Regions from separate parts of the Mus musculus genome. Here region 2 is linked to region 1. A link is a loop called in an ENCODE intact Hi-C map of the cell type or tissue named here. Cell type or tissue: heart. All regions are shown on one strand. Region 1 has its middle 16 kb from the start of Mup21. Region 2 holds the start of Gm12909 (a long non-coding RNA gene).

Region 1 (5,000 bases):
GAGTTGGCATTCTGTTCTTGTGGCTGTCTTCTTTTTGGTTTGTTGAGGGATTACTTTCTTGCTTTTTCTAGGGCATGATTTCCGTCCTTGCATTGTTTTTTTTTTTCCCTGTTATTATCCTTTGAAGGGCTGGATTAGTGGAAAGATAATGTGTAAATTTGGTTTTGTCATGGAATACTTTGGTTTCTCCATCTATGGTAATTGAGAGTGTGGCCGGGTATAGTAGCCTGGGCTGGCATTTGTGTTCTCTTAGTGTCTGTATTACATCTGTCCAGGCTCTTCTAGCTTTCATAGTCTCTGGTGAAAAGTCTGGTGTAATTCTGATAGGCCTGCCTTTATATGTTACTTGACCTTTCTCCCTTACTGCTTTTAATATTCTATCTTTATTTAGTGCATTTGTTGTTTTGATTATTATGTGTCGGGAGGAATTTCTTTTCTGGTCCAGTCTATTTGGAGTTCTGTAGGCTTCTTGTAGGTTCATGGGCATGCCATTCTTTAGGTTTGGGAAGTTTTCTTCTATAATTTTGTTTAATATATTTGCTGGCCCTTTAAGTTGAAAATCTTCATTCTCATCAACTCCTATTATCTGTAGGTTTGGTCTTCTCATTGTGTCCTGGATTTCCTGGATGTTTCGAGTTAGGATTTTTCTGCATTTTGTATTTTCTTTGATTGTTGTACCGATGTTCTCTATGGAATCTTGTGCACCCGAGATTCTCCTTCTATCTCTTGTATTCTGTTTCTGATGCTCGCATCTATGGTTCCAGATTTCTTTCCTAGGGTTTCTATCTCCAGCGTTGCCTCACTTTGGGTTTTCTTTATTGTGTCTACTTCCCTTTTTATGTCTAGTATGGTTTTGTCCATTTCCATCACCTGTTTGGATGTGTTTTCCTGTTTTTCTTTAAGGACTTTTACCTGTTTGGTTGTGTTTTCCAGTTTTTCTTTAAGGTCTTCTACCTGTTTAGCTGTGTTCTCCTGTATTTCTTTAAGTGAGTTATTAAAGTCCTTCTTGTTGTCCTCTACCATCATTATGAGATATGCTTTTACATCCGGGTCTAGCTTTTTGCTTGTGTTGGGGTACCCAGGACTAGGTGGGGTTGGAGTGCTGCGTTCTGATGATGGTGAGTGGTCTTGATTTTTTTAGTAGGATTCTTACATTTGCCTTTTGCCATCTGGTATTCTCTGGAGCTGTGCAGGATACACTCGGTGGGGTCCTGGAACCAAGATGTCTGTGCAGGGTACACTCAGCAGGGTCCTGGAACCAAGATTTCTGCTGTGGATGCTCAGGCAAAGCGCTCCCGCGCTGGGCAGATCCCTATCCTCTGGCTGGAAAAATGGCCAGCTGTCTGTGCAGGATATACTAGGCGGGGTCCCGGAACCGAGATGTCTCCTGCTGATGCTCAGGCAAAGCGCTCCCATGCCAGGGAGATCCCTATCCTCAGAAGTCTTAAGATCCTGTGGTGGGTGTTGTGGGTAGCTGGCGCGTGTTAGCCGACTCTGCGCCCTAGCTATCCTGGTGCTGCTGTAAATATTTCTTTATCTGAGCATTTTTCCTAGGTCCTGGCGCAATGCCTACCCCTCCTGCAGCAAAAAGATTCCAGGGGAGCAATTCTACTGTCTGTCTATGCCTCTAATGTGTGGACAGTCTTTCCTAAGATGATTTATAATTAAAACATTCCTTATAACCTTAGTGTTGTGAAAACATTGCTTGTAAGTACTGTAATATTGTTGCAAGGCAGCAACAATAGGCAAACACTGATTGTATTAGGGTCCAATTTCTGTACAAGGATAAATATATCCTGACAAGTCTGTCTTTGTTTCATATGCCTGAATGGCCACAGAGAACTGCATTAGTGTTCTCATAAGACAATTGTGTGTGTGGGGGAACCCACCCTGCTTGAGAATCTCCAGAAACTCTGCTAGCTGTTTTTAGTAACATATCCACAAAATCCTGAAAATGTTAATCAGGAGTCTGTTTGCTGTGAAATAAATTCTCATTGATATCTCCTTTCCAATCTTGGTGGCAGGGGTTAAATTTTGCTTCTACCACTGTATCCAATAAAGCTTGTGCAAAAGGGGCAGCAGATCCATACTGGCCACAGATGGTTTTAATTTTTATTACTCTTGTAACTATTGTAATTAAAAAATATGGGTGAGCTAAAAATCATGACTTTGCAATCAAACTGCAAAATGCAGCAAATGGAACACTGGGAATTTTAACCATAATTTTTAAGTTTCTTTTCAATATTAGAGTATAACCATAAATTTTGGAAAGCAAAACCCAATTTTAAACAATCCATTCTCTTCAAAATCAATATCAAAAGGATTACTTTCATGTTATGAAGTTTGGCTAACAATTCTTATATATGAATGCATGACAGTTCACCTCTTAATTCTTCACTGAAGAAACATTGTTTTAAATCTTATCTCTTACAAGCCTAGTTTCTTGGATAAGAATTACATAAAATATTAACCCAATTTAGAAGTATCTTTAGAGGCCTGATTTCCTGGGCTGGTTCATACCACATGTTGTTTAAAAATGAGTACAACACTGAGTTACTAGTTTTAAGCTAACATTCTTGTTACCAGTGTCACACTTTTTAAATCATACTCAATAACTTATAAGCCAAGAGTTATGACCAAGACATGAAGAGCATGTTTCTACCTTTAAGACCAGTCAGAAACCAAATGAAGCAGCTACACGAATCTTTTAAGTTAATACCAGAGAATTTTTACTTTTCTAGGTATAATTTCAAGAGAAAAGGCACTTTGTCATTTGTTGAACCCAATAATCACAATTGCAGAGATTTTTCTAGGGAAAAAAACAACTATCAGCTTATTTGCCTTAGAACTAAGAAGCTGCTGGCCCCTCTAAAAAACAGCTTTTCAGCAGGGACTCTCCTGCTGCACTTGACTCCGGGCTAAGGATGCAGGTTAACTTTGTTCAGCCTCCTCTGTGAAAACTAAGACTGAATCAAGAAATGTATAGCCACAGGTTAGAGGGTGCGCCAGAGAACCGGACAGCTTCTGGGACGAGCAGAAGCACAGAGCCGCTGAGGCAGCAGCCTGGGCGGGCCGCAGACAACCGGCCACCATCCGGACCAGAGGACAGGTGTCCGCCTGGCTTGGGAGGCGGCCTCAGCCTCAGCAGCAGTGGTCACCATCTGGGTTCCGGGACTCCGCGGGACCTAGGAAATTAGTCTGAACAGGTTAGAGGGTGCGCCAGAGAACCAGACAGCTTCTGGGACGGGCGGAAGCACAGAGCCGCTGAGGCAGCAGCCTGGGCGGGCCGCAGACAACCGGCCACCATCCGGACCAGAGGACAGGTGTCCTCCTGGCTCGGGAGACGGCCTCAGCCTCAGGAGCAGCGGTCACCATCTTGGTTCCAGGACTCCCTGGAACTTAGGATTTTAGTCTGCACAGGTGAGAGTCTGCACCACAGAAGCTGACAGCTTCTGGGAACTGCCAAAGCAACACAGCTTCTGAGAGAGGCCCTGTTTTGGGCCTTCTTCTTCGACCAGGAGGAGGTCCAAAAACAAGATATCTGCGCACCTTCCCTGTAAGAGAGCTTGCCAGCAGAGAGTGCTCTGAGCACTGAAACTCAGAGGAGAGAATCTGTCTCCCAGGTCTGCTGAGAGACAGTAACAGAATCACCAGAAGAACAATCTCTAAACAGAGTCAACTATAACTACTAACTCCAGAGATTACCAGATGGCGAAAGGTAAACGTAGGAATCCTACTAACAGGAACCAAGACCACTCACCATCATCAGAACCCAGCACTCCCACTTCGCCCAGTCCAGGGCACCCCAACACACCCGAAAACCTAGACCTAGATTTAAAAGCATATCTCATGATGATGGTAGAGGACATCAAGAAGGACTTTAATAAATCACTTAAAGAAATACAGGAGAACACTGCTAAAGAGTTACAAGTCCTTAAAGAAAAACAGGAAAACACAATCAAACAGGTAGAAGTCCTTACAGAAAAAGAGGAAAAAACATACAAACAGGTGATGGAAATCAACAAAACCATACTAGACCTAAAAAGGGAAGTAGAAACAATAAAGAAAACTCAAAGTGAGGCAACACTGGAGATAGAAACCCTAGGAAACAAATCTGGAACCATAGATTTGAGCATCAGCAACAGAATACAAGAGATGGAAGAGAGAATCTCAGGTGCAGAAGATTCCATAGAGAACATCGGCACAACAATCAAAGAAAATGGAAAATGCAAAAAGATCCTAACTCAAAATATCCAGGAAATCCAGGACACAATGAGAAGACCAAACCTACGGATAATAGGAGTGGATGAGAATGAAGATTTTCAACTCAAAGGACCAGCAAACATCTTCAACAAAATTATTGAAGAAAACTTCCCAAATATAAAGAAAGAGATACCTATGAACATACAAGAAGCCTACAGAACTCCAAATAGACTGGACCAGAAAAGAAATTCCTCCCGACACATAATAATCAGAACAACAAATGCACTAAATAAAGATAGAATACTAAAAGCGGTAAGGGAAAAAGGTCAAGTAACATACAAAGGCAAGCCTATCAGAATTACACCAGACTTTTCACCAGAGACTATGAAAGCCAGAAGAGCCTGGACAGATGTTATACAGACACTAAGAGAACACAAATTCCAGCCCAGGCTACTATACCCAGCCAAACTCTCAATTACCATAGATGGAGAAACCAAAGTATTCCATGACAAAACCAAATTCTCACATTATCTCTCCACGAATCCAGCCCTTCAAAGGTTAATAACAGAAAAAAACCAATACAAGAACGGGAACAATGCCCTAGAAAAAACAAGAAGGTAATCCCTCAACAAACCTAAAAGAAGACAGCCACAAGAACAGAATGCCAACTTTAACAACAAAAATAACAGGAAGCAACAATTACTTTTCCTTAATATCTCTTAACATCAATGGTCTCAACTCCCCAATAAAAAGACATAGACTAACAAACTGGCTACACAAACAAGACCCAACATTTT
Region 2 (5,000 bases), 76 kb after region 1:
AGTATCTTTAGAGGCTTGGTTTCCTGGGCTGGTTCATGCCACATGGTGTTTAAAAATGAGTACAACACTGAGTTACCAGTTTTAAATTAACATTCTTGTCACCAGTGTCACACTTTTTAAATCATACTCAATAACTTATAAGCCAATAATCTATGACCAAGACATGAAGAGCATGTTTCTACCTTTAAGACCAGTCAGAAACCAAATGAAGCAGCTACACAAATCTTTTAAATTTATACCAGAGAATTTTTACTTTTCTAGGTATAATTTCAAGAGAAAAAGCACTTTGTCATTTGTTGAACCCAATAATCACAATTGCAGAGATTTTTCTAGGAAAAAAAAAACCCCAACTATCAGCTTATTTGCCTTAGAACTAAGAAGCTGCTGGCCCCTCTAAAAAACAACTTTTCAGTAGGGACTCTCCTGCTGTACTTGACTCTGGGCTAAGGATGCAGGTCAGCTTTGTTCAGCCACCTGTGTGAAAACTAAGACTGAATCAAGAAATGGATAGCCAGCAGATAAAGTTTTAACCATTTTTTTTTTTCAACATGAAACATAGAACAACAGTCATTCAGACAACAAAACATAAACAGACATGTTTTGACACGTGGACAGATTGGTGCACCAAACATAGACAATGCAGAGAGGGTATAAAACTTGATGTGACCAGAACTAAGGATGTCTCCTGTAGGGACCAGAAAGCAGGACAGGACATCTCCTGATGTCCTTTTGTCTCTGGGAGAGCTCTAAAATATATTTTCCTTCTCTCTCTCTCTCTCTCTCTCTCTCTCTCTCTCTCTCTCTCTCTTTCTCTCTCTCTCCCATGTCATTTGGATATATAGCACCTCCCTTTTTGTGTGTATATTTTACTTACTTATTTAATTTAATTTATTTTATTATTTTATTATTTTGAGCCCTACTAGTCTTTCCTGATGTAAGTGTTTTCTTTTCTTTCTTTTTTTCTTTTCTTTTCTTTTCTTTTCTTTTCTTTTCTTTTCTTTTCTTTTTTTTTCCCATTTTTTTATTAGGTATTTAACTCATTTACATTTCCAATGCTGTACCAAAAGTCCCCCATATCCACCCACCCCCACTCCCCTGCCCACCCACTCCCCCTTTTTGGCCCTGGTGTTCCCCTGTACTGGGGCATATAAAGTTTGCAAGTCCAATGGGCCTCTCTTTCCAGCGATGGCCGACTAGGCCATCTTTTGATATATATGCAGCTAGAGACAAGAGCTCCGGGGTACTGGTTAGTTCATAATGTTGTTCCACCTATAGGGTTGCAGATCCCTTTAGCTCCTTGGCTACTTTCTCTAGCTCCTCCATTGGGAGCCCTATGATCCATCCATTAGCTGACTGTAAGCATCCACTTCTGTGTTTGCTAGGCCCCGGCATAGTCTCACAAGAGACAGCTACATCTGGGTCCTTTCAATAAAATCTTGCTAGTGTATGCAATGGTGTCAGCGTTTGGATGCTGATTATGGGGTGGATCCCTGGATATGGCAGTCTCTACATGGTCCATCCTTTCATCTCAGCTCCAAACTTTGTCTCTGTAACTCCTTCCATGGGTGTTTTGTTCCCAAATCTAAGGAGGGGCATAGTGTCCACACTTCAGTCTTCATTCTTCTTGAGTTTCATGTGTTTAGCAAATTATATCTTATATCTTGGATATCCTAGGTTTGGGGCTAATATCCACTTATCAGTGAATACATATTGTGTGAGTTTCTTTGTGAATGTGTTACCTCACTCAGGATGATGCCCTCATCATCCTGAGTGAAGGTGAAGTAACATATAAAGGCAGGCCTATCAGAATTACACCAGACTTTTCACCAGAGACTATGAAAGCCAGAAGAGCCTGGACAGATGTTATACAGACACTAAGAGAACACAAATGCCAGCCCAGGCTACTATACCCGGCCAAACTCTCAATTACCATAGATGGAGAAACCAAAGTATTCCACGACAAAAACAAATTCACACAATATCTTTCCACGAATCCAGCCCTTCAAAGGATAATAACAGAAAAGAAGCAGTACAAGGACGGAAATCACGCCCTAGAACAACCAAGAAAGTAATCATTCAACAAACCAAAAAGAAGACAGCCACAAGAACAGAATGCCAACTCTAACAACAAAAATAAAAGGGAGCAACAATTACTTTTCCTTAATATCTCTTAATATCAATGGACTCAATTCCCCAATAAAAAGACATAGACTAACAGACTGGCTACACAAACAGGACCCAACATTCTGCTGCTTACAGGAAACCCATCTCAGGGAAAAAGACAGACACTACCTCAGAGTGAAAGGCTGGAAAACAATTTTCCAAGCAAATGGACTGAAGAAACAAGCTGGAGTAGCCATTTTAATATCGGATAAAATCGACTTCCAACCCAAAGTTATCAAAAAAGACAAGGAGGGACACTTCATACTCATCAAAGGTAAAATCCTCCAAGAGGAACTCTCAATTCTGAATATCTACGCACCAAATGCAAGGGCAGCCACATTCATTAGAGACACTTTAGTAAAGCTCAAAGCATACATTGCACCTCACACAATAATAGTGGGAGACTTCAACACACCACTTTCTTCAAAGGACAGATCGTGGAAACAGAAACTAAACAGGGACACAGTGAAACTAACAGAAGTCATGAAACAAATGGACCTGACAGATATCTACAGAACATTTTATCCTAAAACAAAAGGATATACCTTCTTCTCAGCACCTCACGGGACCTTCTTTTCTTTTCTTTTCTTTTCTTTTCTTTTCTTTTCTTTCTTTCTTTCTTTCTTTCTTTCTTTCTTTCTTTCTTTCTTTCTTTTCTTTTCCTTTTTTTTTTGTTTTTTTTTTTTTTTGTTTTTTTTTTTTTTTGTTTGTTTGTTTGGTTGGTTGGTTTGGTTTGGTTTTTCCACACAGGGTTTCCCTCTTTAGCCCTGGCTGTCCCGGAACTCACTTTGTAGGCAAGGCTGGCCTCGAAGTCAGAATCTGCCTGCCGCTGCCTCCCAAGTGCTGGGATTAAAGATGTGTGCCAACACTGCCCGGCCCTGATGCAGTTCTTGACTGTGGACAAATGCCTTTTTAGAATTTGCAAGTCACATTTTCCACTGTCAACCCCTAACTGATATCACTGTTGGGACAACTCTTACTCATTCTAGCCTGTATCCTTTTTTCACAATTGCAATCAACAGCCTTCAAAAGATAAAACTTATAGCGCTAATATGCTTGATGCTGTATGTTGCTTACCATGCCGAATACTATCTTACGTTTTCTGTGGAGTCCCACCAAGACAGTGTCCCTCGGTCATTCTTTCCATATTCAGGACTCTTGTTCCAGTGACAACTATACCTGATAGCAGCGACTGGTTACTGAGTTCCTGAAAAGAGAACTGGGGATGAATGGGAAGGACAGCAAGTGAAATAACAAGCCAAGACAAAGTTCTCTGATCAAGGCTCAATCTTTAATGTATGGAACTGAATATATATGGGAAAACCCAAGGGCCCATCCATTTGTTTCACCTGGGTTCTGTTGCTTGGTTCAGTTAGATTGAGTTGCAAAGTAGGCTCTTTAGGAGCTCAGCGGGTGGGCACTTCTCAGTTCTCTGGCAGGAAGATATAATTGTAGAAGAGCAAGAAATGTAGCTCCAGTGTTGGAGACTTGATCATCCAGCTCAAGGTTGGGTGGGGGTTGTGGGGGGTCACAGTCTGACACTGACACATCAGGTGTTTCAGAACTGATGTTGAGCCAGGGTCCATAGTATGTACTATCACTCTGGCTACTAGAGAGACAACAGAATATTTCCTCTCTGGGACATTAATAAAATAAGCCTGTTTTCATTGATGTTCTTCTTGTACCCAAATACACCCTGGCATCATATAAGTGTCTTGAATGTGTCCACAGGCTTTCTGAATGCGTTATTTGTTTAATTTGTTGAGTGTGAGACACAGGTCAAGGGCATTAAATCATTTTCCTATTAGTTTCAAAAATGCTACTTAGTTACAAACTGGCTGTTTGTTGGTTACAGGTAAACTTCTTAAAACCCTAACCCACACACTTTGTCTAGTCATTTCTTGACTCCTTCAGCTTTTCAGTCACATGAACAGTCTACACATGCTAAGGAGTGTTAACATGCTTAGTGACAAGGAAGGTGCCTGAGCTGAAGTCGGGAGTGGAAGGAACTCATTGTTGCTTTCTGCTGTAGAAGTAACTTCTAGTTCATTACTAGAAAAGCAATAGTCCATAGCCAGATGAGGTGCTACCACCCATAATCCCAGCATTCAGGAGGCTGGAGCAGGAGGATTGCCACAGATCTAAGACCATTCAGAAGCTCAGTGTAAGCTCAAGTCCAGTGCAGATCTCACATTAAATAGCTGGTCAGGGCTGCTTTTAACCCCACCACTGGGTAGATGGTGGAGACTGGAGGATTGCTGGGACTGGTGGACATCCAGCCTATCTGAAACACACTAATTCCCAGATTCAGAGGGAGACCCTTACTCGAGGGGATGATGTAAAAATAGATAGAGGGAGACAATTGATGTCCTGTGCTGATTTCTGCATATATTATCAAAAGCATTAGTGTGTTCACAGGTGTGCACATATCAATGAAAAATGGAAGAGGGTGGAAAGAAGAGGAAGAGGAGGAGGAGGAGGGGAAGGAGGAGGAAGAAGAGGAGGAGAGGGAGGAGGAGGAGAAGGGGGGAAGAATGTGATAATCCCCTAGTAGAGCATCTACCAAACCCTTGTAGACCAAAGAGAGCCAGTTGTCATTGCCACATTCAATCTTGGGCCTCACCAACTCCTCTTATTTTAAAGAAACCATGTGCAGTTTCTTTGCTAGTATCTGCCAGTCTGACATGTCTGGAACTCTATAGCACTATCTATTCCTCTTTCCCTATTTAACCATTCCCCCCTACATTGTAAAACATCCTGACCTCTGTAGTGGAGTCAATAAGAACAAAGGCTCCTGAGTTAGAGAGTCTTGGGTTTAAATCTAAGTTCTCACATTG

Evidence for each region. A loop is a pair of places that touch in the nucleus more often than their neighbours do. Peaks named below come from ENCODE experiments on the same cell type or tissue, not always from the same donor. Only the 100,000 strongest peaks of a DNase experiment are listed, where the experiment ranks them.
Region 2: a loop joins it to region 1, with 33 times the contacts of the local background. A loop is called at or near these places in 7 of 42 quality-filtered maps.

What each region holds. Positions count from the first base shown.
Region 1 is chr4:62,164,199-62,169,198 of GRCm38, reverse strand. No RefSeq gene overlaps it. Among named protein-coding and RNA genes, the nearest start is that of Mup21, 16 kb to the right of the region's middle. In heart, no CTCF peak of the experiment used is centred here; no DNase peak of the experiment used is centred here.
Region 2 is chr4:62,088,492-62,093,491 of GRCm38, reverse strand. Gm12909 (a long non-coding RNA gene) reads right to left here and starts at 4,884. Exons shown (of 3, transcript XR_881342.3): 1 at 3,513-4,884; 2 at 3,261-3,382. In heart, no CTCF peak of the experiment used is centred here; no DNase peak of the experiment used is centred here.